Linked DNA regions of Homo sapiens: regions 1 and 3 are each linked to region 2. Evidence: chromatin loops called from intact Hi-C (ENCODE). Cell type or tissue: PC-9. All regions are shown on one strand. Each heading gives the region's core, and the rest is flanking DNA. Links, peaks and the distances in the headings are about the cores only.

The links. A loop is a pair of places that touch in the nucleus more often than their neighbours do. Peaks named below come from ENCODE experiments on the same cell type or tissue, not always from the same donor. Only the 100,000 strongest peaks of a DNase experiment are listed, where the experiment ranks them.
Region 1: a loop joins it to region 2, with 5 times the contacts of the local background. A loop is called at or near these places in 11 of 110 quality-filtered maps.
Region 3: a loop joins it to region 2, with 5 times the contacts of the local background. A loop is called at or near these places in 100 of 110 quality-filtered maps.

What each region holds. Positions count from the first base shown.
Region 1 is chr20:17,589,964-17,598,359 of GRCh38, forward strand. All of the region lies in intron 1 of DSTN (destrin, actin depolymerizing factor), which reads left to right. Among named protein-coding and RNA genes, the nearest start is that of DSTN, 24 kb to the left of the region's middle. In PC-9, for the core only: no CTCF peak of the experiment used is centred there; a DNase peak (open chromatin) is centred at 4,678; H3K4me3 peaks cover 387 bases; H3K27ac peaks cover 2,525 bases.
Region 2 is chr20:17,533,079-17,541,474 of GRCh38, forward strand. It overlaps a transcript of BFSP1 not described here. Among named protein-coding and RNA genes, the nearest start is that of BFSP1, 5.9 kb to the left of the region's middle. RefSeq lists an enhancer at 455-514 and silencers at 4,109-4,178, 5,553-5,753. In PC-9, for the core only: CTCF peaks have their summits at 4,039 (motif pointing right) and 4,238; DNase peaks (open chromatin) are centred at 4,063 and 5,653; H3K27ac peaks cover 620 bases.
Region 3 is chr20:17,600,764-17,609,159 of GRCh38, forward strand. DSTN (destrin, actin depolymerizing factor) reads left to right here. Exons shown (of 4, transcript NM_006870.4): 2 at 1-282; 3 at 3,792-3,868; 4 at 6,274-8,396. The coding sequence ends at 6,383. Among named protein-coding and RNA genes, the nearest start is that of DSTN, 35 kb to the left of the region's middle. RefSeq lists an enhancer at 1,735-2,236. In PC-9, for the core only: no CTCF peak of the experiment used is centred there; a DNase peak (open chromatin) is centred at 4,758; H3K27ac peaks cover 2,955 bases.

The DNA.
Region 1 (8,396 bases), core at 94-8,093, 57 kb after region 2:
TTTAGTTGTCATTAATTATGTAGCCAAGGTCAGGTGTCTGTCTTGAGTTTAGTAGTACGGAAAAAGACCACCGTTTCTGATTTATTTTGGTTTAGGAGGGACTGCTGTAAGCTATCATTGCATTTAGCTTTTGGACTGGTTCAGTTATTTACAAAAATCAAATTAGAAAAATTTAATGCTCACGTTTCAAAGGTTACTATCCTTATGCTAGAATTGAGAGAATTGTTATTTTAAGTTGTGTTCTGTCCTTTGCAACTGTAAAATACCCAGTGTTCCATATTCTTTGTAACATTTACTTCCCTCTGTGAGTGAGTAGTAACATTTTTAAAGAAGCTTACACAGTGATTCTTAAGTATGCATGCAGGGCCTCAGATGTATTGATTTAATCTCTGAAACATTATTTCACAAAAGCTGTGCCAGAGGAGACTCAGACAGGTTTGAGAACAAGTTAAAAACTGGTAGTCAAGCGAGATAAAATGCAGTGAAGTATATTTTTAACAGCTATTTTTTGACATGGGGGTGGAGCTCTAAGAGCAACTGTTCTCCAGTGGTCACTGGTACATGGAGAAACTGAAGTTGTGGATAACATATCTTTTTAAGGTAATCACAAAGCTCTTGTTATGATAGCAGTCTATTTTTGCTCTCAAGATTTTCCTTCCCATTTGTGCAGCAAACTTGGTGCTATGTTCAGAGTATCCTTTAATGGTCTTTATTGTTAAAACTGTGTACTTGAATATCAGTAACTCTTAGAAAATTTTTTAAGTAAAAACAATTTGATTTTGCTTTTTTAAAAATAAAGTTTAGGTTTCTTGACAAATGAGCAATTAAATCTAATAACCTAACATTTTAGAGAAATACTAGGGCTGGGCATGGTGGCTCACACCTGTAATCCCAGCACTTTGGGAAGCTGAGGCAGGAGGATCACTTGAGGCCAGGAGTTCGAGACCAGCCTGGGCAACATAACAAGACCCTGTTTCTACAAAAAAGTTAAAAAATTAGCCAGGTGTGGTGGTGTTTGCCTGTAGTCCCAGCTACTCTGGATGCTGAGGTAAGAGGATCGCTTGAGCCCGGGAGATTGAGGCTGCAGTGAGCCATGATTGTGCCTCTGCACTCCAGCTAGGGCAACAGAGCAAGACCCTGTCCCCCTTCCCCCCCAGAAAAACCACGGAAATACTGAAAGAATGGGACTGATGGGAAAGGCTCTTTTAGGTAAAAAGATAATAAATATCTGTAAAACAGATAATTCTGTATATTGGTGTTACAGCCACTTTTGTTTTAATATTCACCATGATGTTGTTTTGTGATAACAAATCATCCAAAATTAATACAAGAACTCTCAACTATTATTATAGATAAACTATTATTTAGTATAATTGGGTTTTTTTTTTTTTGGGCAATCCTGTATATTTTATTTTATTTGAAACACTATTTCCAGAAAGGGCCCATAGGCTTTGCCAGGAGTCCGTGGCACACACAAAAAATGCTTTGACTTTGGACCTACTAATATTGGTAAAATAAAGTACTCTTACCACTACTGCTTCATTATAAAAATTTTGCCTGTAGGCAAAGAAGCCCCTATAGCAATGAGCTACGATTTTATTCTCTTTCATGAAATTTCAGAGCAATCTTAGTGATCATCACCTGAAGCTTAGTGTAAATACAAACTCTCAGACTCTACCCCAGATATTCTGAATCAGAATCTTTAAAATCTGCAGGTGATTCCTGTGCACATTAGAGTTAGATAATAACTGATCTAGTCCACTCCCCTAAGTACAGTTAAAGGAACAAATTTAATTCAGAGATAATGACTTGCCTAAGGTGACATAGCTAGTTAGTAGAGGAATGGGGATGGATTGTTACTCTCATGATTTTAGTGCTTTAAGATATCTCCTTTTGGTCTCTGAGATGTTAATAAATTGCAGTTACTTTAATCATTGTCTTCTTTCCATCTGCTAATCTTTACCCCAGATTTTCAGTTCACCCACTAGAGGCAAAGACGTAAGAGAGCTACCAGCGTATTGAGAGGAGATACACAGGCACTACGAGAATGGAGTTTAGAAGAAGGTCAGAGCCCTGGGCAGTGTTGGGCCAGGCTTTAGGGTTAGTATTCCGTGCTTTCTGTCTGCCTCATGGTTTTAGTTTTACTGTATAAAAATCATTATCAAGAACCTAGGGACTACAGCCAGGCATGGTGGCTCATGCCTGTAATCCCAGCATTTTGGGAGGCCAAGGCAGGCAGATGACTTGAGCCCAGGAGTTCGAGACCAGTCTGGGCAACATGGCAAAACCCCATCTTTATAAAAAAATACAAAAATTAGCTGGGTGTGGTGGCATGCACCTCTAGTCCCAGCTACTCAGGAGGCTGAGGTGGGAGGATCGCTTGAGCCCAGGAGGTCAGGGCTCCTGCAGTGAGCCATGATCACATCACTGCACTCCAGCCTGGATGACACAGAGAGACCTTGTCTCAAAAAAAAAAAAAAAAAAATCTCGGAACCGGTTATTTAATCTTTATTTCTTTTATCTCGGTTTTAATATTCACCATATCTCAAGGATGTGGTAAGTAAACCATGGTATAATAAATTTAAGTATATTCATTAAATCTAACATATACTATACCTTGTGGGTTTTTTATTATTTTTGCAGGCAAAATTTAGTATATAGTGTTACTAGTCATGAAGAGCCATACTACTAGTTACTAGTCATGAAGAGCCATACTACTCTAATATCAAAGCCACCACAGTGGGGAAATTAAGGAAAGTGAGCATTTGGCATTATTAATTAGCCTCCTGATCACCATACAGACTCCTTCCTTTCCACCTCCCCTCTCCCAGTCCAGTGATTGTCAACTACAATTGATTGCACCTATGCAGTTCCCATCACTTCCTCCTTAGTAATGCTGCCACTACCCTAGTGAAGGCCTTTTGCACCTCTTGCCTTGGTTGCTGAATTAGCCTTTTAGCTGGAGTGCCTACTATAATTTTCTTCCTCTTCTTGTTCTCTTACGCATGGCTTCATGTATTTTCCCAAAGCACAACTCTGTTCCTCTTACTCTTTTTAAAAATATCCAGTCTCCAAACCCCTGAACCTTCTGTTGGAGGCCTTTTCCATCTCAACCTGGTGCGAGTCTCCAGTTTCCTTCTCCCTTATCCTCATCTCCTGTTGTATTTGCTGGGTTCTCTTTGTCAGGAGCAGTCTTTTCATCCTTTCAGTCCCCTTGTTTTAGAGTGCTTTTAAGTCAGCATGAAACTACCTGATGAACTGTCTTTCTGTTTAAGCTACTTTCTTTAAATTCCCTTCCACTGGAGTTTATCAAGGAATAATGTATATTCTACCAAGTATTGAAGCTTTGTATGTGCTGTCCTTATCTTCTCCATAAGTCAAACTAATGATTCATCTGACTGATCTTTGATTTTTTTTTCAGGGTAACACAATAATGAATAAGACAGACACCGTTTATCTTAAGGAACTTACAGTCTTTAAGAACTTGTGGCCTTAAGGAGATGATATTAAGTAATTTTAAAGATAGAGCATTGAAGTGGTAGGAGGTGGTGTGTGGTGGAGATACATGATCTTATGGGAGCATGTGATACTGGTTTTGATGCAGAAGACTTTTCTGCGTAGTGAGAATTGATCTGACATCTAAAGAGTATTAGCCAAAGAACTGTAGGGAAGTGCTATCTAGGCAGGGTGTATAGTATGAGCAAAGGCCCTGAAGTGGGCCAGAGTATGGCAAGTACAAATGACTGAAAGAAAGCCAGGGTAGTGAAATTGCAGTGTGTGGTCTATAAGATAAGGCTAAAGAGGTAGGTATAGCCAAATGGAGCCCATTATTGGGCTGGGGGTGGTGGCTCATACCTGTAGTCTCAGCACTTTGGGAGGCCAAGGCAGGACAATAGCTTGAGGCCAGAAGTTTGAGACCAGCTTGGACAACATAGTGGGACCTTGTCTCTACAAAAAAAATTTTAAAAATTAGCTGGGCATGGTGGCACGTGCTTATAGTCCCAGTACTCAGGAAGCTGAGGTGGGAGGATCACTTGAGCCCAGGAGTGCGAGGCTGCAGTTTGCTATGATCATGCCACTGCAGTCCAGCCTGGGTGACGAAGTGACACCGTATCTCAAAAATAAATAAATAAATAAATAAATAAATAAATAAATAGCTATTTTTTACCTTCAGATCAATGGAAAGCCACTGGACTGTTCTAAGTATGGTGATCAGATTCATGTTTATGTAGAGGATGAATTGGAGGGTAAAGGTGATGGGCAGTTGGTATGGGCAGTCTTGTTGTATTAGAACTGCAATAACAAATTAAATTCAAAATCTCAGTGACTTAACACAGTAAAGATTTGTCTCTGTCACGCAGAGTCCAGAAGGGTTGGGCAGCCTTCTCCTATCATGAAGTATGCTTACCAAGGTCATCTTGGTGGGAGAAAACAGAGCTTTAAGATCACTTTTATTTAACTTTTATTTAATTTTTGATGTTTTAAAAATCATTTTATTGTGGTAGGATTCACATCTAAAAAGCTGTATTTAGTGTATTTAAAGATCACTTTTAAAGGGCCAGGACTGGAAGTAGTTTACATAACTGGGCCCAGCTTGGCTGTTCAGAACTCAAATGGCTGTTCAGAACTCAGTCATACAGCCAACTCAGCTTGCCAGGAAGGCTGGGGAATGCAGTCTTTCCTGTTCAGCCAAGAAGAGAAAACAGTATGATGTATACATATCCTAATCTCCCTCCTCTGCAGCCACTTGAGGAGTTACTGCAGTCCAAGTAAGAGGCAATGGAAGCTTGGACTGAGGGTGAAATGAGATGAATGTATCAGAGAAAGATGAAAATCCAAAGAGTAAGATAATGGAGGAGTTGCTAAGAACATCTCTTAGGCTTGGAGCCTTATGTGACTAGGAGGGTGGTGATAGCTACTGAGAAAGGAAGACTGGTTAGAAATGGACCAGCTTGTTTTTTATTTTAGACATGTTGTGCATCACATGCCTTTGAGACACACAACTGGAGATGTGAGATAGGAAGTTGAATGTAAAGACTAGAAGCTCAGAAGAGCAGAAGTCTGAACTAAGTTTTGGCTTAGATGATTGAAAGCTTGAGCTTGGGTAAACTCTCTGAGGAAGAATGCAGAGTTCGTCCTTTCCTTCCACACTGCCATCAGCCTCTGCTTTCCACTGCATTGTCCTACCACCCTCACCCCTTGACCTCAGCTGACCTTTTGGAGGTCCCCAGAGCCCTTTTTCTTGTCCTTAGGTAGTTCCTTTTGGAACTCCCCGTCATAGCTGTTCTGAATTGTTAGTAGTAGTAGATTGGAGGAGTGCCCTCAAACCCATCCTACTCCTCCTGCCTTATACTTCACAGAGAAAATAGAATCTTTCAGACACAATTTTTGGCAGTGTATCTTCCTTCCACCTCAAAACTGTCATTTTCCCTTCCTCCCTGTTTCAGAGAAAAAAATGTGTATCTTTTTCTTAGGCTAACTCTCCCATCTGTGCTGTGGATCTTACCCATTTCTTTAGATCTCTGATATTGTTAATTTTATGAGTGATTAAGATTATCTCCTCTGGAATTGCTTGAACCCAGGAGGCAGAGGTTGCAGTGAGCCGAGATGGTGCCATTGCACTCCAGCCTGGATGACAAGAGCGAACGTCCATCTGGAAAAAAAAAAAAAATCTCCTCTGGAGCCAAATTGCCAGAGTTCAAATCCCAATTCCTCTATTGTTTACTCTGTGACCCTGGGCAAATTATTTAATTTTGCTATGCATCTTTAAGATGCAAATAGTGATAGTAGCTGTCTCATAGAATTGTTGTGATTTAGAAGTGTCTAGCAATAGTAAGTACTCAGTGTATGTTTTAATTTTTTTTTAATGTTTTGGCTCTTCCTCTTTATTCCTTCAAGTTCTTAAATATCTAGAACAGTTACATCTCCCCAATCATAAGACAACTTGCATGAAGTACCATTCAATCTTCCCTTTTTTCTTCATTGTTAACCATCTTATGTTTTCTGTCTTTACCTCTTCAATTCCCCATGGGTCCCCAGTCCATTATGGTTGACTTCTGTCCCATTTCTCCCATCTGTTGAAATGTTCAGAGGCCCAATTGCCAAGCCCAGCGATCTGTTTTCATTCTCTGAAATACTGCAGAATTGGCTGTTGATGACTTTCCTCCTCAAAATATTCTCCCTTGCTTCTAAGATGCTGCTTTCTTCCTTCTTTTTCTTCTTAGTTTTCTGATTACCTCTTTTTAGTGTCCTTGATGGGTTTCTCTTTTTAATTTTTACGTACTCAGTGGTGAGAAACTAGATTGGTTTTTCTTTTGCTGCTTAATGTTGGTGACCCCATGGTGTGGGCTAGTCCAAAATATGGATTAGGTGAAGCCTTCCAACGAGATCCGTGCTCATATTTCTGCCACTGTCTGGTCATCTCCACCTAGATGTCTTGCACAGTCTTCAGAGTGGATGTGTCGTACTGTGCCATATTTCCTTTTCTGTTCATATATTGCAGTCTAGTCACTAATCGAGAGAATCCTGGGGCTTCTCTGATACCACTCTTTTGTGTCTCATTCAGCTATATTGGTTTGACTTTGACATGTCCTTGAATTTTTCTGTTTTTAACCTCACTGCTGTAGTTCAGAGCTTTCTTCTCTGAATATTTGTAATTGTGTCAAAATTGGTTTTCTGCTTCCAGTTTCTGTGCCAGTTTCTCCTTCAAGTATTCAGTGTTAATTTCCTCAAGCACAAGTGTCTAATGGTATAAGAAACCTCCACAGACATCACTTCTGATAGAAAAAAAGACAAAATTCTTCCTTACTGAGGCTTTTAAGGAGCTTGTAAGTTACAGCCAGATTTGGCTGAGATTTATCTGTTTTATAATTGCAGAATGCACATTTACTTTGTTTTTGATTACTAGTACATCATTGATTTAATTTACAAATCAGAATTTAGAATGTTTGAGATGCTTAGATATTGATTGATGTATTTAAAGATTGGTTGATTGAATATAAGGCTTTAGATGTTGCCTTCCTGCTTTTAGAAATTGCTTGTTGGGTCAAATGTGACTTCAACATTATGGACTAGGGAGTTAGAGGGATTGGGATCTGTTTCTAGTTCTTCAATTTTTGTTGCTTTGAACATTTTATTCATCTGTTGCAAAATGGAGATTCTTAACTTGCTTAACATAAGATACGTTGTAAAGATCAGAAATATGCTACTCCTAAAGCAGTAAAAGGTTTAAGAAAAGTGCTTTTTAAAATTAGGAATGTGGTAATATTGTGTACTTATGAGTTTTCTAGTCCTAATTTTCTGTTTCTGCCACTTTATTAGAGTGAATGTTCATTTATGAACAGAAAATGTGGAGTAGATGGCATTGGAGTGTGTTATTTAGAGATCTTTAATGAATGAGATGATGAAATAGCCCAGTTACCTTAATATTAAGTAAATGCTAGGATCTTAGTGTATCTTTCTCCCAGGATTCTTGCATGTGTTTTAAAGTGACAACTTTATTTTTATTTGTTTGTATAAATGTATGGGGGTACAAGTGTAATTTTGCTACATGCATGGATGGTAGCAGTGAAGCCAGATCTTTTAGGGTATCCATCACCCGAATAACATACATTCTACCCATTAATTAATTCCTCATCCTCCCCTGGCTCTCCATTGTCTTTTATTTCACACTGTGTCCAGGTGTACACATTATTTAGTTCCTAAGTGCGAACACATGGTATTTGTTGTAATAACTTTATTGAGGTATAATTCACATACCACAAAGTACAGTTCAATTCAGTGGTTTTTCAGTATATTCACAGTTGTGTATGCATCACTCCTGTCAACTTCCAGAACATTTTCATTACTTCAGAAAGGAACCCATACTCATTAGCAGTCACTCCCCATTCCCCTTTTTTCTCAACCTCTGGAAACCACTAATCTACCTACTGTCTGTTGATTTTACCCAATTTGAACATTGCATATAAATAGAATCATGCAATAGGTGCCCTTTTCTGTCTGGCTTCTTTCACTTAGCACAGTGTTTGTCAAGGTTCATCCTTGTAGCATGTATCAGTACCTCATTTTTTTAATGGCCAAGAAATATTCCATTGTGTGGATATACTACATCTTAAAAATCTATTCATCACTAAATGGACTTTAGGATTGTTTTCACTTTTGGTCTATTTTGAATAATGTTACTATGAACATTTGTGTACAGGTGTTGGTATGGACACATTTTCATTTCTCTTGAGTATATATACCTAAGAGTGGAATTCCTAGGTCAGGTGTTAACTTTATGTTTAACTTTTTGAGGAACTGCCAAACTGTTTGCCAAAGCAGCTGTACCCTTTTACAGTTCTACAGTAGCATATCAGGGTTCCAAGTTCTCCATGGCCCCACAAACATTTGTTATT
Region 2 (8,396 bases), core at 225-8,224:
AGTGGACCACACCTCTAATCCAGAACTTTGGGAGGCCAAAGTGGGAGGATCTCTTGAGGCCAGGAGTTCAAGACGAGCCTTGGCAACATAGTGAGACCCCCATTTCTTTTATTTATAAAAATAAAAATAATAAATAAAAATACATAAAATGTAATTGTATGGTCAAATTGAGGATAACCACATGAATATTTTTGTAGGTGCACATATACCATGCTGATAGCATGGTAAATTGACTTCAGGCTTCCTCACGAGAGCAAAACCAACATATAGCAAGAGTTATAAAATCATTTGTTCCCTATGATACCATGTATCAGTCAAATATTGCTACAGAACAAAATAGAAGTATTTATCACTGCATTCCCTGGGGCTGGGAGCTCAGCTGTCTTCCAGCTGTAGGTCTCCTTTCAGCAGGGGCTGCTCTGCTCCCAATGTCCCTCAAGCTTCTAAACTAGCAATGAAAAAAGCACAAGAGCAAGCCCAGCCACACAAGCTCATCCCAGGCCTTTGTTTGCATCATGTCTGCTGACATCTCATTGGTCAAAGCAAATCACATGGCCACAAATAAAGTCAAGAGGAAGCAAGGAGGAGGCAGGGCTCAGCCTGAGGCCCTGGCAAGGGTGTGGGTGGATAATCCCATCATGCTGGAGTGGAGAATCAGGACCCACAACTCAATCGACCACACATGGCAATACCATTTGAGAAAAATATATTCTAGAAACATAACAAAAAATTCTTTCAATTTAATCCAGTGAAATAAACACTCAGAAAATATCTCCTCACAAAGCGTAGCCTCAGAGTTAAATATTGCACAAAATCAAGTCTCTGCCCTCAGGGTGCAGGAGGCGAATCCATACTGACTAATGAAAACACAAGATAATCTGGACAACTTCTAAAATAAAGATCTTAGCAAAATGCTGTGGTTGTATTGTCTAACTTCAGGTGCACTGGGAAATGCAATCCTGCTATGTGCTTAGAAGGAGTGTGCAATATTTGTCAACAGCCCTAAAGACCATATCACTGATAGGAGACCATTCAGTAGGAGTAGAGATCGTATGCATAAGGAAGAAATCATTGCTGAATGAATTTGTTAATTCAAGAGACATGTTCGTAGAGATAGATTCCACAGGACTTGATGAAAGGTCAGCTATGGAAGAGTTACTCTAAATACAGTTGAATGGCACTAGTTTGGGGGCAGGGACAGGAAATGGATGTTTTAGAATAAGAAAGATCTGAGGTTAAGTTCTGGTCCCATCACTTCAGTAAGTGATTTAACCTATCTAGTCCCAGTATGGAGACTGGTAAAATGAGAATAATCACTTATGTAAGTAGGGTAACCACACATCCCAGTTTGCCTAAGACACATTTACACCCACTATCTCAGCGTAAATATAGCAAGCACCATCTTTCACTCTCAAGGGTATCTTGGTTTGTCTGAGAAATACACGTCTTTTATCTGGCCTGCATAACCTGAATATGTAGCCTATATCTGACCATAAGGAATCATCCAGATAAATCCCAAAGAAGGAACATCCTATTAATAAAAACAGAAGGGGGATGGTATTCTATAAAAATGTTAATATCATAAAAGACAAAGAGAAGCTATGAAAATGTTCCAGATTAAAGGAGACTGAAGAGACAGGACATCTAAATGCAGTATAGGGCCGAGTGTGGTGGCTCATGCCTGTAATCCTAGCACTTTGGAGGCTGAGGTGGGTGGATCATCTGAGGTCAGGAGTTCGAGACCAGCCTGGCCAACATGGTGAAACCCCATCTCTACTAATAATACAAAAAATTAGCCGGACGTCGTGGCTTGTGCCTGTAGTCCCAGCTACTCGGGAGGCTGAGACATGAGAATTCCTTGAATCCGGAGGGGTAGAGGTTGCAGTGAGCCAATATCACGCCACTGCACTCCAACCTAGGTGACAGAGTGAGACTCCATCTCAAAAATAAAAATAAATAAATAAATGCAATATGGATCCTAGACTGGATCTTGTATTGGAGGAGAAAAACTGCTATAAAGGTTATCACTAGGTTCATTAACAAAATTAGAATATAAATAGTAGATTAGAACATAAAATTGTATCAAGATTAAATTTACTGAAGTTTATGACTATGCTACAGCTATGTAAAATAATATCATTATTCTTAGAAAATACACTCTGAGGGCTCAGGCTGGGCACGGTGGCTCACGCCTGTAATCCCAGCACTTTGGGAGACCAAGGTGGGCGGATCATGAGGTCAGGAGTTCAAGACCATCCTAGCCAACATGGTGAAACCCCATCTGTACTAAAAATACAAAAAAATTAGCAAGGCATGGTGCTACACACCTGTAGTCCCAGCTACTTGGGAGGCTGAGGCAGGAGAATCACTTGAACCCAGGAGGCAGAGGTTGCAGTGAGTCGAGATAATGCCAATGCACTCCAGCCTGGCAACAGAGCGAGACTTCATCTCAAAAAAAGGAAAATATACTCTGAACTATCTAGGAGCAAAGACCCATGATGTATGCAACTTATTCTCAAATGATTCTGAATAAAATGACATGTATAAATATAAACATAAATAAGTATGAGAGATAGTAAGGAAATTAGACAAAATATTAAGAGGTGAATCTGGGTTGTTTGTACTATTCTTGCCATTTTTCCTAGAAAGTTTGAAATTATTTTCCAAAACACCTGCAAAAAGTGTGATCACCTTTGCAGTATAGACATTTAATAAATATTACTTGCTTTATGTTATAGCTATATATATGTATAATGGCTAAGAGAGGGAGAGGTGCAGAGAGGAGAATGGCTTAGCAAACTGCAGTAACAATAGGAGAAAATGGGCTATAACCATTGAACAATTTTACTTATTTATTTTATTTATGTATTTATTTTTTTAAAAAAACAGGGTCTTGCTATGTTACCCACACTGGTCTCGAACTCCCTGCCCTCAAGCAATCCTCCTGCCTCAGCCTCCCAAAGTGCTGGGATCACAGGTAAGAGTTAGCACACCTGGCCCCACCAAACAATTTTAACCTTGTGGAATATACTATGATATAAATAAAAATGCTTATAACAAACTTGAAGGGGAAAAGAAAAGCAAAATACCAGATGCATGGTAATTTTAGCAGTACAAAAATATCAGAAATTAGTGAAATATGCCAGGTTTAATGTTCATCATATCTTTTATTCCATTTAAAGTTGTTTAAGGCTGGGTGAAGTGGCTCATACCTACAATCCCAGCACTTTGGGAGGCCAAGGCGGGTGGACTGCTTGAGCCCGGAAGTTCAAGACCAGCCTGGGCAACATCGTGAAACCCCATGTCGACAAAAAATATAGGCACATGCCTGTAGTCTCAGATACTCAGGAGGCTGAGGTAGGAGGATTGCTGGAGCCTGGGAGGCAGAGACTGCAGTGAGCTGAGATTGCACCACTGCACTCCAGTCTAGGTGATAGAATGAGACCCTGTCTCAAAAAATAAATAAAATAAAGTTATTTAAATGTAAAATACAGTTTCAAAATTTTTTAATTAACATTTTTCTTCACTAACAAATATCTAAAAGCCTGAGTAAAATAGGCTTAGATGTTTTGCCTTTTAGTCAATTTCATACTCTAGCATTTTGAGCCATCCCTTTCAGTTGAGATACATTCTGAGTTTGCTTTGGACATTTTACAGAAACAAAAGGTAATGGAGGTAATCATATATTCCTTAGAGGTGGGTTTCACGTTAGGTCTCTGCTGCCTACTATTGTGTGACCTTGAACAGGTCAATCTGTTTTCTACAATGATGGACTTAAGCTAAAGAATATCTAAGGTTCCTTTCTGCTTATTATGAGCAGAATTGTATTCCTCCAAATCTCACATGTTGAAGTCCTAACTCCCTCAAAATGTGGCTGCCTTCAGAGATGGGGCCTGTAAAGAGGTAATTGAGGCTGTTAGGGTGGACCCGTCTGTGGTGCTTTGTTCTGGAAGCCCTAGCAAACGAATACACTGCTCTAACACTCTGACTCTGCACCTTTTACCATCCGTCCTTTACCCAGAACATGCAAATGTCTGCCACAAGAGGGCCACCCTATACTAAAATTGAATGCCCTGCCACATGGTCCCACCAGGGTGCAGCTTGAAGCCTTTCCACCAAACTGGACCAACTCAAAAGGTAAGTCAGCCATGGAAAGTGACAGCCCAGGAGTAAAAGGGCAGGCAGACCCCTGGCTCCCGGATCCCTACTATCCCTGCTCCCTGTAGCCAGGCCTCTCCATGAGGCCCCAGTCTCTAAAGACGCACCCGTGAAGTATGCTCAGTGCTCCTGGAAGTGATGAGTCTGTAGGAAGGGTCACAGCAGATGGAGAAACACACTCAGAAGCAAGGCTCTCTCTCCAACTAACTGCACACACGCAGTTGACTCTGAAGAGTTGCTGGAAAATGAAGCCTGAGATTCAAACACTATCAAAGAGAGCACTAAGCATCCAACCTGCTTTTCTCAGGGTCTAATTCAGAAACTGAAGCACCAAAAAAAAAAAAAAAAAAAAACAAATTTGTGTGACAGCAAGTGTGTGCCTGGTGCTTTGACTGACAGGCACCGACAAAAGGCAGGATTACCAAATGTAATGCAGGATCCTAAACTGGACCCTAGACTGCAAAAATAAAATCTATAAGGGACATTGTGATGACAATTGATGAAATTTGAATATGGAATGAGGATTGATAAAAATATTGTAACAGAGTTAAAATGTCTAATTTTAAACATTGTATTACGACATGTAAGAAAATGACCTTGGCTGGGTGCTGTGGCTCACCCCTGTAATCCCAGCACTTTGGGAGGTCGAGGCAGGAGGGTTACTTGAGCCCAGGAATCCAAGACCAGCCTGGGCAATATAATGAGACCCTGTCTCTACCCCCAAAAATACAAAAATTGGCCGGGCATGGTGGCACATGTCTGTAGTTCCAGCTACTTGGGAGGCTGAGATGAGAGGATCACTTGAGCCTGGGAGGCAGAGGTTGCCGTGAGCCAAGACTGTGCCACTGCACTCCAGCCTGGGTGACAGAAGGACACTGTGTCTCAAAAGAAAAAAAAAAGAAAGAGAGAAAGGAAAGGAAAGGAAAGGAGGAAGGAAGAAAGGGAAGGGAAGGAAGGAAAGAAAATGACCTCGTTCATAGGAAACTGGTTTGGGGATGAGGCATGATGTCCAACTTACTCTCAATGGTTCAAAAAATAAATAATAGATATGCATTTATGTTGATATAAACATATATAAATAAATACATAAAATAATAAAGCAAATGATTGGTGGATTTAGGTAAGAGGTATAGAAGTTCCTTTTACTCCTCCTGCAACTTTTCCATAAGTTTGAAATTGTAACAAAAGAAAAAGTTACCTCTCAAAATCCCAACACCTCCAGGAAAATTGTGCTGAGAACAGGTGTTTCTTAATGATAGCAAGAAAACGCAAAAATCTTCCTTTGATTCACCAGATGGTATCATGATCTCAGCAACCAGGATTTCATTGACAACCACGGTAGGAGTTTTACACCTACCGAAATGATGGTACGGATTTTCAGAGACATCTGGACTTGCCTTCTCTGCACAGTCTCAGAATGTCCTTGAGACATTGTCGTACCAACTCATCGTCATTCTGGTTATGCATGAAAAGCAGCCCTTCCCATGACCTCAGAAATGCAGAAATGAGTCATTGTCCCAGCAGGTGCCATCCTCAGGACTGCGTTTGGAGAAGTGTCTTTTACAGTTATAATTTCTGTGGCTATAAATCTAGCCATGGTATTCATATTTCTGCCCTATATTTCTCTCTAAGATATCATTAAACAAACCTACCACCACTTTCAAGTTGGGTCAGCCTACATCTGAACCACAGCCCGTTTCCTTCTGGGAATACACTGTCAAGTGGTTTGATATATTACCAAGCCACAGTTGTCCAACTGGCATGCCCACTCTGTCCTAAAAAGAAGGATGTTCCAGCCCTGCTTTGTATCAGTTAGGAGATAGATCCCAAGGAATTGGGCACATGCATCCATGAATATATTTCTTCTTCTTTTTTTTTTTTTTTTTTTTTTTTTTGCAATGGGGTCTTGCTCAGCCCAGGCTGAAGTGCAGTGGTACAATCTCAGCTCACTGCAGCCTCAACCTCCTGGGCTCAAGCGACTCACCCACCTCAGCTGCCAAACTAGCTGGGACTACAGGTGCACACTACCATGCCCAGCTAATTTTTAAACTGTTTCATACACACAGGAGTCTTGCTGTGCTGCTCAGGTGGTCTCGAATTCCTGGCCTCAAGTGATCCTCCTGACTCAGCCTCCCCAGGTATTGGGATTACACGTGTGAGCCACCATGCCCAGCCCATGAATATATTTCTGATAGAAATATACATTCATATATTCATAGATTGAACATACATTTGGGGGCTGGGCATCTGGCTCTCGCCCAGCACTTTGGGAGGCTGAGGCAGGTGGATTGATTGAGCACAGGAATTTGAAACCAGCCTGGGCAACATGGCAAAACCCTGTCGCTATATATAAAAAATAATAATAATAATACAAAAAATTAGCTGAGCATGGTGGTGTGTACCTCTGTAGTCCTAGCTACTCGGGAGGCTGAGGTGGGAGGATAGACTGAGCCTGGCAGGTCAAGGCTGCAGTGAGCCATGATTGTGTCGCTGCACTCCAGCATGGGCCACAGAGCAAAACTCTATCTCAAAAAAAAAGACAAAAATTAAAAAAAGAAACATACATTTGGGCTGTCCATTGTTTTGTAGGTCCAGGTCTACTTTTCTATTAATATCAGTAGGGACTGATTGAACACAAGAGAACATGTTCTATCTTCCAAAGTTCACTAGCTTCCCAGCGTTGACCTGAAATTGGGGGGGACAACAATAGTGCAAGCTATTTTATGAACTATTTTCATATTGTGCATACAGTTTAGGAGTATAGTAAGGTACAGTTTAGGAGTATACTATACATTTTAAGCCCCTCAACGGCCCCTCAGACCTAAACTCCACATGAAGTTTTCTAATGAAATTCTAAAAATAGTCAGTTTACAGAAGTTCGCCATTGTTTAGCAGGGTCTGGCCAAAATTCAAAGAATGACCTATTCCAACCATCTGACTTGTTAGTTCATTTGGTAAGGAGCTACAAGTGATGTGAATATTTCCTGCTATTCCACCCTCTACCACCTGCCTGCTCATGATCAACTCCTACTGACTTCTATGCCTTCATTTATTTGAAATTTATGTCATCAGGCTTTACTTCTCACCCAGCATACATCATCCTTTTCTCCATTTGCCTGTCACCCTCAGCTTTGACACCAATATCTTCCCTACTCCTTTACACCTCCCACCCAACCCCTCATGTATATTAATGTATGCAGGAAGATGTCTAAAGTGGTCTTCAGTTCTACACACCCACGCCCCCATACCCCAAGACACCATTCCAGTTAAGGTCCCCCGCTGTTTACCTGGCAGACCTGCTGTATGAGTATCTTCACTAGACTGCAGCTCTTTGAGGGCAGGGCTGATAGCAATGCTGGGCATCCCTCAGTGGCCATTGTCCACCTGAGGATCTCCCCAGGTGCCCACCCTCCATCCTTCTCCATGCCTCTCTAAAACGCTGAAAGCCTGGCCCTCCCAGACTGCATCACCTCCGGGTGCCTCTCATGTCCTCTAGCTTCCTGTAGGGTTTGGCAAATGGGAGTCACTGTCAGGAGATCAAAAAGACTCCCTTCCTGCTTCCCTTCTGCTCTGGCATAATCTCTCCTCCAAGATCCTTTCCTCCTGCTCCTTTAAAGCCTACAGGTAGTAATAGTTTCCCACTGTTGCTACTACACCATGGGCACTTCACCATGCTTTGTTGATTCATTTGGCTCGTTAGATACTAGGAACGCTGGGAGCTACAAAATCTCATTCAGCAACTAGTTAAAGCTTCTGACACAAAGTGGATGCCCAATAAAATGAATTAAAGAGTGAGTGAATATTAGAGCCAGGAGCTGTAGCATGCACCTGTAATCCCAGCTACTTGAGAGGCTGAGGCGGGAGGATCACTGGAGACCGGGAGTTCAAGGCTGCAGTGAGCAATGATCATTCCTGTGAATAGCCACTGCACCCCATTCTGGGCAACATAGTGAGACCCTGTCTCTAAAAAAAAAATAATAATTAGTGAATATTAGATAGAAACTTGAAATAAAAGATAAAGTTTTTGCATGTTGGGAGGTTTGTCATGAAACTCTTAAATGGGAAAGCTGAATAGTGCTTGGCCAAAGATGGATCATTACAAGGGATCTTACCAGCAGTTCCAGGCCCTCTCATTCCACATTCGCTGATTGGGCTGTTTCAAGGGGCATGGTCAAATTTAGTAGCAGTCCAAAATTGAAATTTACTTTGCTGTCTGCTATGATGGCTAGGTTTACATT
Region 3 (8,396 bases), core at 305-8,304, 68 kb after region 2:
AGTATGTCGCATTTTTTATGACATGAAAGTTCGTAAATGCTCCACACCAGAAGAAATCAAGAAAAGAAAGAAGGCTGTCATTTTTTGTCTCAGTGCAGACAAAAAGTGCATCATTGTAGAAGAAGGCAAAGAGATCTTGGTTGGAGATGTTGGTGTAACCATAACTGATCCTTTCAAGCATTTTGTGGGAATGCTTCCTGAAAAAGATTGTCGCTATGCTTTGTATGATGCAAGCTTTGAAACAAAAGAATCCAGAAAAGAAGAGTTGATGTTTTTTTTGTGGTAAGCATGTTAGAAATATTGAGCCTCTGTAAAACTCATTTTGTTAGCACTCGGGAAGACCAGTTCCAGCACCAAAGTAATTTTTATTCAAACTATTTGCAGTTGTTGTCATTTAATTTTTATTTACAGGTTTCATAATGTTACCAGGGCTGATGTTTATGGGACCCAAACTAAATTTTGACTATTTTCTATCTACTTGTTATGTGACTCTCCGTTTTTGTTTTTTTTTTCAATGGGGAAAGGACAGGAGGCATCCTCTGAATGTACTGCTTTTATAGGCTAAAATTTCCTACTACTTTTAACTTTCTTACTTATAAGCCAAAACCCTACTTTTCCAACGAGCCATGCCAGGAACCAGCCTTCTATCTACTCTTTTAAATTACACCCCTTCCTTGTGCCTCTGTGGTCTACTACTTTTGAAGAAATTGGTACCATTCCCTCCCTGCTATAATTTGCTCTACAGTTGCACTGTTTAGTAGTGTAGTCACTAGCCACATGTGGCTATTTAAATTATTTAAAATTAAAAATTCAGTTTGTTAGCTGAATGAATTACCACATTTCAAATGCTCAGTAGCCACATCTGACTAGTGGCCACCTTATTGAGTAGCACAGATACAGAACATTTCCATCATTGCAGAAAACTCTGTTGGGCAGTGTTACTCTTAGATAGTGAAACAGGGCTATAAAGTTATTTTTATGGCCTTTTTCTTGAAATGTTGTTTAGTTATTCTGGTCTTTTCAGGCAAGTCGGTATTTGAGATGAAGCTTTAGAAAAAAGTTACACCTGGATCCCTCATTTATTGAATATTATACTGCATTCCTTGATATGGCCAGGAGTAGAATTCTTTAGTTTCTAAGGGGAGGGAGAAATGGTAACACTACCTGATTTTTTTCTTTTTTTTTTTTTTAGAGGGGCAAGGATTCTCTTGATACTTTGGCCTGAGTCAGGGCAAGGCAGGGAGGGACTTAGCTTTTAGCTATGTGCCATCAATAGCTTGGAGTGTAAAAGGGATATGGGAGTAGGAGATGCAGAGGATTGTGGTTTAAAAAGGAAGATAACTCGAGGTCACACCTCACTTGTATTTCAGTAAGCTTTTACTGCACTTGATTAAACCAAGTTGCTGTGAGGAATGCAAATATGAGGTCAGGGTGCACGTATTCAGGCAGCTTAGAGTCCATTGAAGCTGGTACATAAGACTGAAAATTAACAAGGATTTGAATGAAGGTGCATTTACTGAACTTTATTTCTACTACACGCCAGCTATTGTGCGAGGGCCTGGGAAAACAGCTGTGAATAAAACAGGTTAAGTCCTTCCTCTTCTGGCATTCACAGCTGAGTGGCAGACAGGCCAGCTAATGGTTTAGGCTTTTAAATTGGTCGGTATTTCCTTAATTTGCAGGTATTTTTTCTGCTTTTTATGTATTTTGTAATTATGAAAAGTATGCATTCTTATTTTTTTAAATGTGGAAAATAATAGAAGAAAAGGAAATTTAGTGTTAGTGCAGTGGTTTATTTTGCACTGTTACACTGTTACTTAAGAAAAGGTAGAACCTTATTAAAGGCATTTTCTATAACAAGCTCCGCCCATGGCCCAGGGAGCAGCTCTTAAAGTAGTTTAACAATTTGGTTAGAATAAAAGCAGAACAGCTGATGCTTTTTTATGTTTCTGACCTATTTTCATAACAAAAGTACCCACTCTGCTGGGCGCAGTGACTCATGCCTGTAATCTCAGCACTTTGGGAGGTGGAGGTGGGCAGATCACGAGGTCAAGAGATCGAGACCATCCTGGCCAACCAACATGGTGCAACCCCATCTCTACTAAAATTAACTGGGCATAGTGGCACACGCCTGCAGTTCCAGCTACTCGGGAGGCTGAGGCAGGAGAATCGCTTGAATCTGGGAGGCAGAGGTTGCAGTGAGCTGAGATCACGCCACTGCACTCCAGCCTGGGTGACAGAGCGAGACTCCGCCTCAAAAAAATAAAAAATAAAAAGTACCCACCCTGTAGCTCAAACATCTGCCAGTCCTGAGGTTGTGATGGCTCTGCCTCCTTCCCTGGACCTTAGGATTGGGAGGAATAAGCCTCTGAGAGACAGACTGCCCTTTTTCCCAAGAATGGAATCTCTGCTCACTAGGGTAAGGGGTACACTAGGTGAGGTCCACATGCCAGTGCTCATGGCTGTTGAATGTCCTGGAAATATGGCAGCTAAATGGAATTATTAAATGCTCAGAAGTATTTAGCTATACCGTAATATCTTAATGACCTCCAGTAGGCTCTTGGAAACTACAGCTTTAAGCAAAACAACATACACCAGGTCCTCAAATAACGTCATTTCTTTCAATGTAGTTTTGTTATAACATTGAGAAAAAAAAATACTGGTTTTGGTATATGTCATTTTGTTTTAAGTCACAGGCTCCAAGAACTGATTGACAATGTTAAGTGTGGACTTACTGTACTGCATCTTCTCTGTGATATTTTAGCAGTGTGGCATGGAGGTGGGCCTATGGGTTGGCGTACAGAGGAAAGAAGGACCTCCGTGCAAGCAGTCTGAGTGGGAGGGTTTCTGTCCGTTACTAATCATCCTTATTCTTCAGTGTTGCTGCTGAAGGTGCTGTGACACATATGCTGTGCTTCTAACACGCTTCCCTTCAAGAGGGAGAACGTGCTCCAATGTTATAAATATAAAAAGATAGTAATAATATTGACAGTTAAGACATAATTATTGGTGAGTTGCCATTTAGAAATCTTTAGAATCATGAGATTATACAAGTGGATTTAATATTTTTTTCCAGAGAATTATTGAAACGTGGATGCCCAGATCTGTAATTAAACATGTATTGTTATGTTAGACTAAGAAAACAAGTACCTGTGGGATCAAAACCTGCTATTGGAATAGATGAAGGGACTGGGGAAGTCTAAGAAAAGGACTTTTATTTGTAATTTATTCTTTTTTGTCCTTTTTTTTAAGTTTTTGATTTATTCTTTTTTAGAAAACAATCTGAAGCAAAGGTGCCAAAATATTAGCATTTAATTCTGGGTCACACGTACTTACGGATTATTCTCTGTACTTTTATGTATTTTAAAACTTTTTTCCAACTAGAAAAACTGTCAAAAACCTTGTGTAAATATTAGCCTGAATCCAATCCCTTATTAATAATAATGAAAAATATTCTGAAGAAAAAGAATTGGGTTATACAGTGAAGTACTCAGTGTTGGTTCTTTCATTATGGCGACTGTAATCTGATTTTTAATTGGTGATTGTCTTTTGCCACCAGTGGTTCTCTTCTTTTTTCCCACCCTGGTCAACCTGAGTGATTCTGCATATGCCTATCTGTAGCATTTCCTCTCTGAGCTGCTGGGGAGGTAGAAAAAATGTGCAGTTAAGAAAAAATATCTCAGGAGAGTCTGAGGATTCTCAGCAAATGTTTACACAAGCAAATGTTTAACAAGTTGCAAGTTATACTTTCTCTAAACCACTTTTTTCATTTTTGGCATCTTTCTATCTAGGGCACCAGAACTAGCACCTCTGAAAAGTAAAATGATCTATGCAAGCTCCAAGGATGCAATTAAAAAGAAATTTCAAGGTATGTTCTAGATGACCTCTGAATATGTAGAGGTATGGTGAACACTCAGAATGGGGCAGCACCTTTTCTGAGAAGCACCTTATTTTTTTGCAGAGCTTCGGGCACAAGGGAGAAGTGTTACTTGTTTTGAGAAAAGCAGAAGACTGAATTTGACTTTCCATGTATCTTCTGCTTTGTGCTGGTTGCTCTGGGTCTGCCCAGCCTGTGTTTAATAACTATACCCTTGACATTGTCTATATATATCGTTTATTCAGGCTGGTTTTAAACTAGTTTGAGGTGCTACCAGTTTTCTCATGTAGGAGGTGGAGACTGATTGTTTAACATTGGACATAATAGTAAATTTGCTCTTGCCTTTGAATGTAGTTGTTATAATAAAGTTGCAAAAAGGAAATGTACCTAAATGAGAAAGGATGCTCTTTTCTCCAGCTTTACTGTTGAATGGCATGATTTTAGGTAATTAATTCATCTGTGTCCCAAGGAAAGTGCACCCACTCCTGAGCTGGTCAGTTGTATTTGACTTGCCACTGGGTGATTGGGATCCTGATGAGATGGCCTGGCCAGACTTCAGCCAGGAGAAAATGTTGGTATGATGGAAAGAACGTGCATGGGGCAAGTGCCCAAAGGCCTGCACTGAGGGCGAAGCCTGTCTAACTGCTGTGTGGCCTTGGCCAGAACTGCTTAACCTCCATGGGCCTTGATTCTCTCAGCTGTAGAAGGGGAGACTTGGTCTCATGTGTGAGTTTTAGTTTAAGAGTTTGCCCTGCCACCTTCCTGCCATGGCTGTTTCCAAACAGCTGAGTGAGCCAAGGTCACAAGGGCTTGGCCTGATGTTGATTTTGTTTTGTTTGTTTTACTGTCACTGGTTTTTATATTTTCATGGTAGAACAGGTTTGCCCTAGCCTGTTTTACTTAGTTCGGAAAAAAAAATTCTTGCTTCCTTTCCCGAGCCTTGCTGCTGCATAGTTTATTGCTGGGTCAGGTTCTTCGTGCATTTGGTTTGATGTTTGGCAACCCCCAGAAGTGTGTCACTGGGTTGCTAACTGACACTTTTAAATCCTTTAGCTTCAACACTTTCCCAGCCCAACCAAAAGGTTCACAGTGGATTCCTTATTATCTTTATTCTGCATTGCCTTTCAGTAAAGGGAATTGCTTTGCACACTTGATTTGGTGATACTAAAAGATAGTGGCCGGCTGGGTGTGGTGGCTCATGCCTGTAATCCCAGCACTTTGGGAGGCTAAGACAGGTGGATCACCTGAGGTCAGGAGTTCGAGACCAGCCTGACCAACATGGTGAAACCCTGTCTCTACTAAAAATACAAAAAAAAAATTAGCCGGGCGTGGTGGCACATGCCTGTAATCCCAGCTACTTGGGAGGCTGAAGCAGGAAGAATGCTTGAACCCAAGAGGCAGAGGTTGCAGTGAGCTGAGATCGCACCATTGCACTCCAGCCAGGGCAATAAGAGCAAAACTCTGTCTCAAAAAAAAAAAAAAGATAGTGACCATGCTGCCTTTTTTCTAATGAAAGCATCCACTGTCTTTCTCAGATCAGTCCTGAGTAGTTCAAAAGCTGACCTGCTGTGCTTTCAGCAGCTTGAGAAATAATGGTCTTTAAATGATGGGAATAACCATGCAGCTATTTAAAAGACAGTGGCCATTTACAGAGAAGCTACTGTATGTAATCCATAATTGAGCTCGTTTTTGCATTGTGGTAGTGTAATTGTTCTAAGAAAGCAATCAGTAACATATTTCACATAGTTTTCATTGTGATCGATTTCATAAATGTGTAGTGTAATACCATTGAAGAGCCAGCTGTTTACTTTTCAATACAGTTGACAAAATCAACTGTGCAATCAAAAATCATTTGTATTTTTATGTTTTAAAAACCAAGAAAATTTTCTTACTAGACCTGCCTTTTAGCTTTTTAGCAAAGTACAACATATCTTTAGAAAAGTGTATGTCACAAATTATTGTAGAATGTGTTGAATTTTTCAGAGTGAACATAATGGTTATTTCTTAATCTAATGACCAGCACCCCAGAAGCCTCCCTGGTGCTGTTCCCTTCAATTCATAGCACTTCTGCCTGCCCCTTCCTCCTCAAAGTAGCCAGCACCCTGGCTTCTAACAGCGTAAGTTAGCGTGGGCTGATTTTGTATGCTATACCTATATATATAATAGAATATATGCATTTTAAATCTGGATTCTTTCAGTGAATGCTGTTTGTGAGGCCCATCTATCTTGATGCATGTAGTTACAATTATTTTTTCTCGTTACTGTGTAGTATTCCGTGTTTGTATATACCCCAGTTTATCCAGATTAGAACTGGTCTTTTAAAAGTTTGGTTATCTTAGAGAAAGAGGTAAACTGCTGCCATAATTGTAAATAGAAGTGTTGTTTTTTCTCTCTAGGCATAAAACATGAATGTCAAGCAAATGGACCAGAAGATCTCAATCGGGCTTGTATTGCTGAAAAGTTAGGTGGATCCTTAATTGTAGCCTTTGAAGGATGCCCTGTGTAGATTATTCAGTGCCACAAATTGAAAGCTTCCATGTTTAATGTTATCCTCTTGCTATATAAATAAAGCAAATATATTTAGGCCAGGGTCTCACTGAGGGGGAGCTGTCTTGTCATCTTTTAGAGTAAACTATTCTATAAACATATGCAAACAGCCCTAAATAAATCTAAAGTCTAAAGTTTTATTGATGTGAAATTAAATTCTTATTGGCCAAATGCCTGTTTTGATGAGTTGATTTATAAAGATTTTTGTTAAGCTCAGGATTTTAAATTACACAGTTCACAAACAGTAAAGGCCATGTGAAGAGAATTATTACATCTTTATTAACCTCAGCATTTACTTTGTTTCTTTTGCTTAGGAAATTGCTCATAATCTGGTTATAATTTTGGTCCAAATTCTTTATTCTTCCTTGAGCTAAGCAGAATAATGGAATATAATATGTCTTCATAATATAACAACACTAATACACTAATAGTAAGATTAAGTTAGGCAGTCTTCTACCAAATGTGTAATGGAGATTGCCTCAAAATTGTGTCCACATAATCCACGCTCATCTTGCAAAGCGCTATTTCAGGCACATCATTGGAATACAGGAAGTAGCCCTGCACCTGCCAGTGAGCTCGCCATTCACTGATTGGAAGAGTGACCTGGCATCTTGGAAATCATTGTGTGTCTTCAGGAGAATGTGCAGTGTCTTGTAACAACTAATTATAATGCAAATTAGGGCTACATTGTAATCTGCTTTGTTAATGAAAATGATAAAACAGAATATTGACAAGCTAGGACACCTGTGGTATCTTTAATTGTATCTCCTTCAGAAGTTTGCTTCTTATGGTATAATAAAGTATGGAAGAATATTGAGTATATGTTTACTCTGGGCCTGGGAGAACTTAACTTTCTAGAGCAGTTTGTTGACTTGTGTGCAATGGGGAGAGGTACCATGATGACACTCACAGGGAGCCACTGTTCACTGACACTTGGAAGCGGTCATTGTTAATATCACGGGCGTAACACTTTGAACGATATAGAGATGCACAAACAGTTGAACTTAGAAGTAGCAGTATTGGCTTTATGTAATAAAGGAAGCATTTTTGACTTACCTCTCGTGTAATTTTCATGTGTGAATTGGGAATACAGGATTTTGCCTTCCATATGGGGTAAGGCATTGAGGTTTGGGTATTTCCAATAATTAAGAGTTAAGGTTGGCTGAGTGTGGTGGCTCACTCCTGTAATCCCAGCATTTTGGGAGGCCGAGGCAAGAGGATAGTTTGAGGCCAGGAGTTTGACAATCAGCGTGGGCAACATAGTGGGATCTCATCTACTAAAAATAAACAAAATTAGCCGGGTGTGGTGGTGCACGTCAGTAGTCCCAGCTACTTTGGATGCTGAGGTGGGAGGATCACTTGAGCCCAGGAGGTGAGCTGAGATCGTGCCACTGTACTCCAGCCTGGATGACAGAGCAAGACCTTGTCTCAAAAAAAAAAAAAAAAGTCACAACTCCCTCTGGTGAATAAGAAAGTTGGTGTAAAAGTTGGGAACGTTTTCAATGTTTATTACACTATAAGTGTAATAAATATTATACAAAATTATAAATTCACATTTAAAATTTAGAAAATAGAGAAAAGGGAAATTATACATTGTCCTACCACATGCCATCACATGGTTAGCATTTTGATACACAGCTGTGCATTATTACATGTCAAAGACTGCATATACTATGGTGGTCCCATACAATTATAATGTATTTTCTACTGTAATTAGATACACAAATACCATTGTGTTACAGTTGCCGACAGTATTCAGTATAGTAACGTGCTGTCCAGGTTTGTGGTCTAGGAGTAATAGGCTCTACCATACAGCCTAGGTGTGTAGTAGGCTATGCCACTAGGTTTAAGTGCAGTCTAGGGTGGGGAACATTTTAATGTTGATCCACATGCCAGGTGTTTGTGAGACAAGATTATGCTTTAATCAAAATATTTTGGAATTGTCTAGAAAATAGTGCTGGCTGCTTGTCAT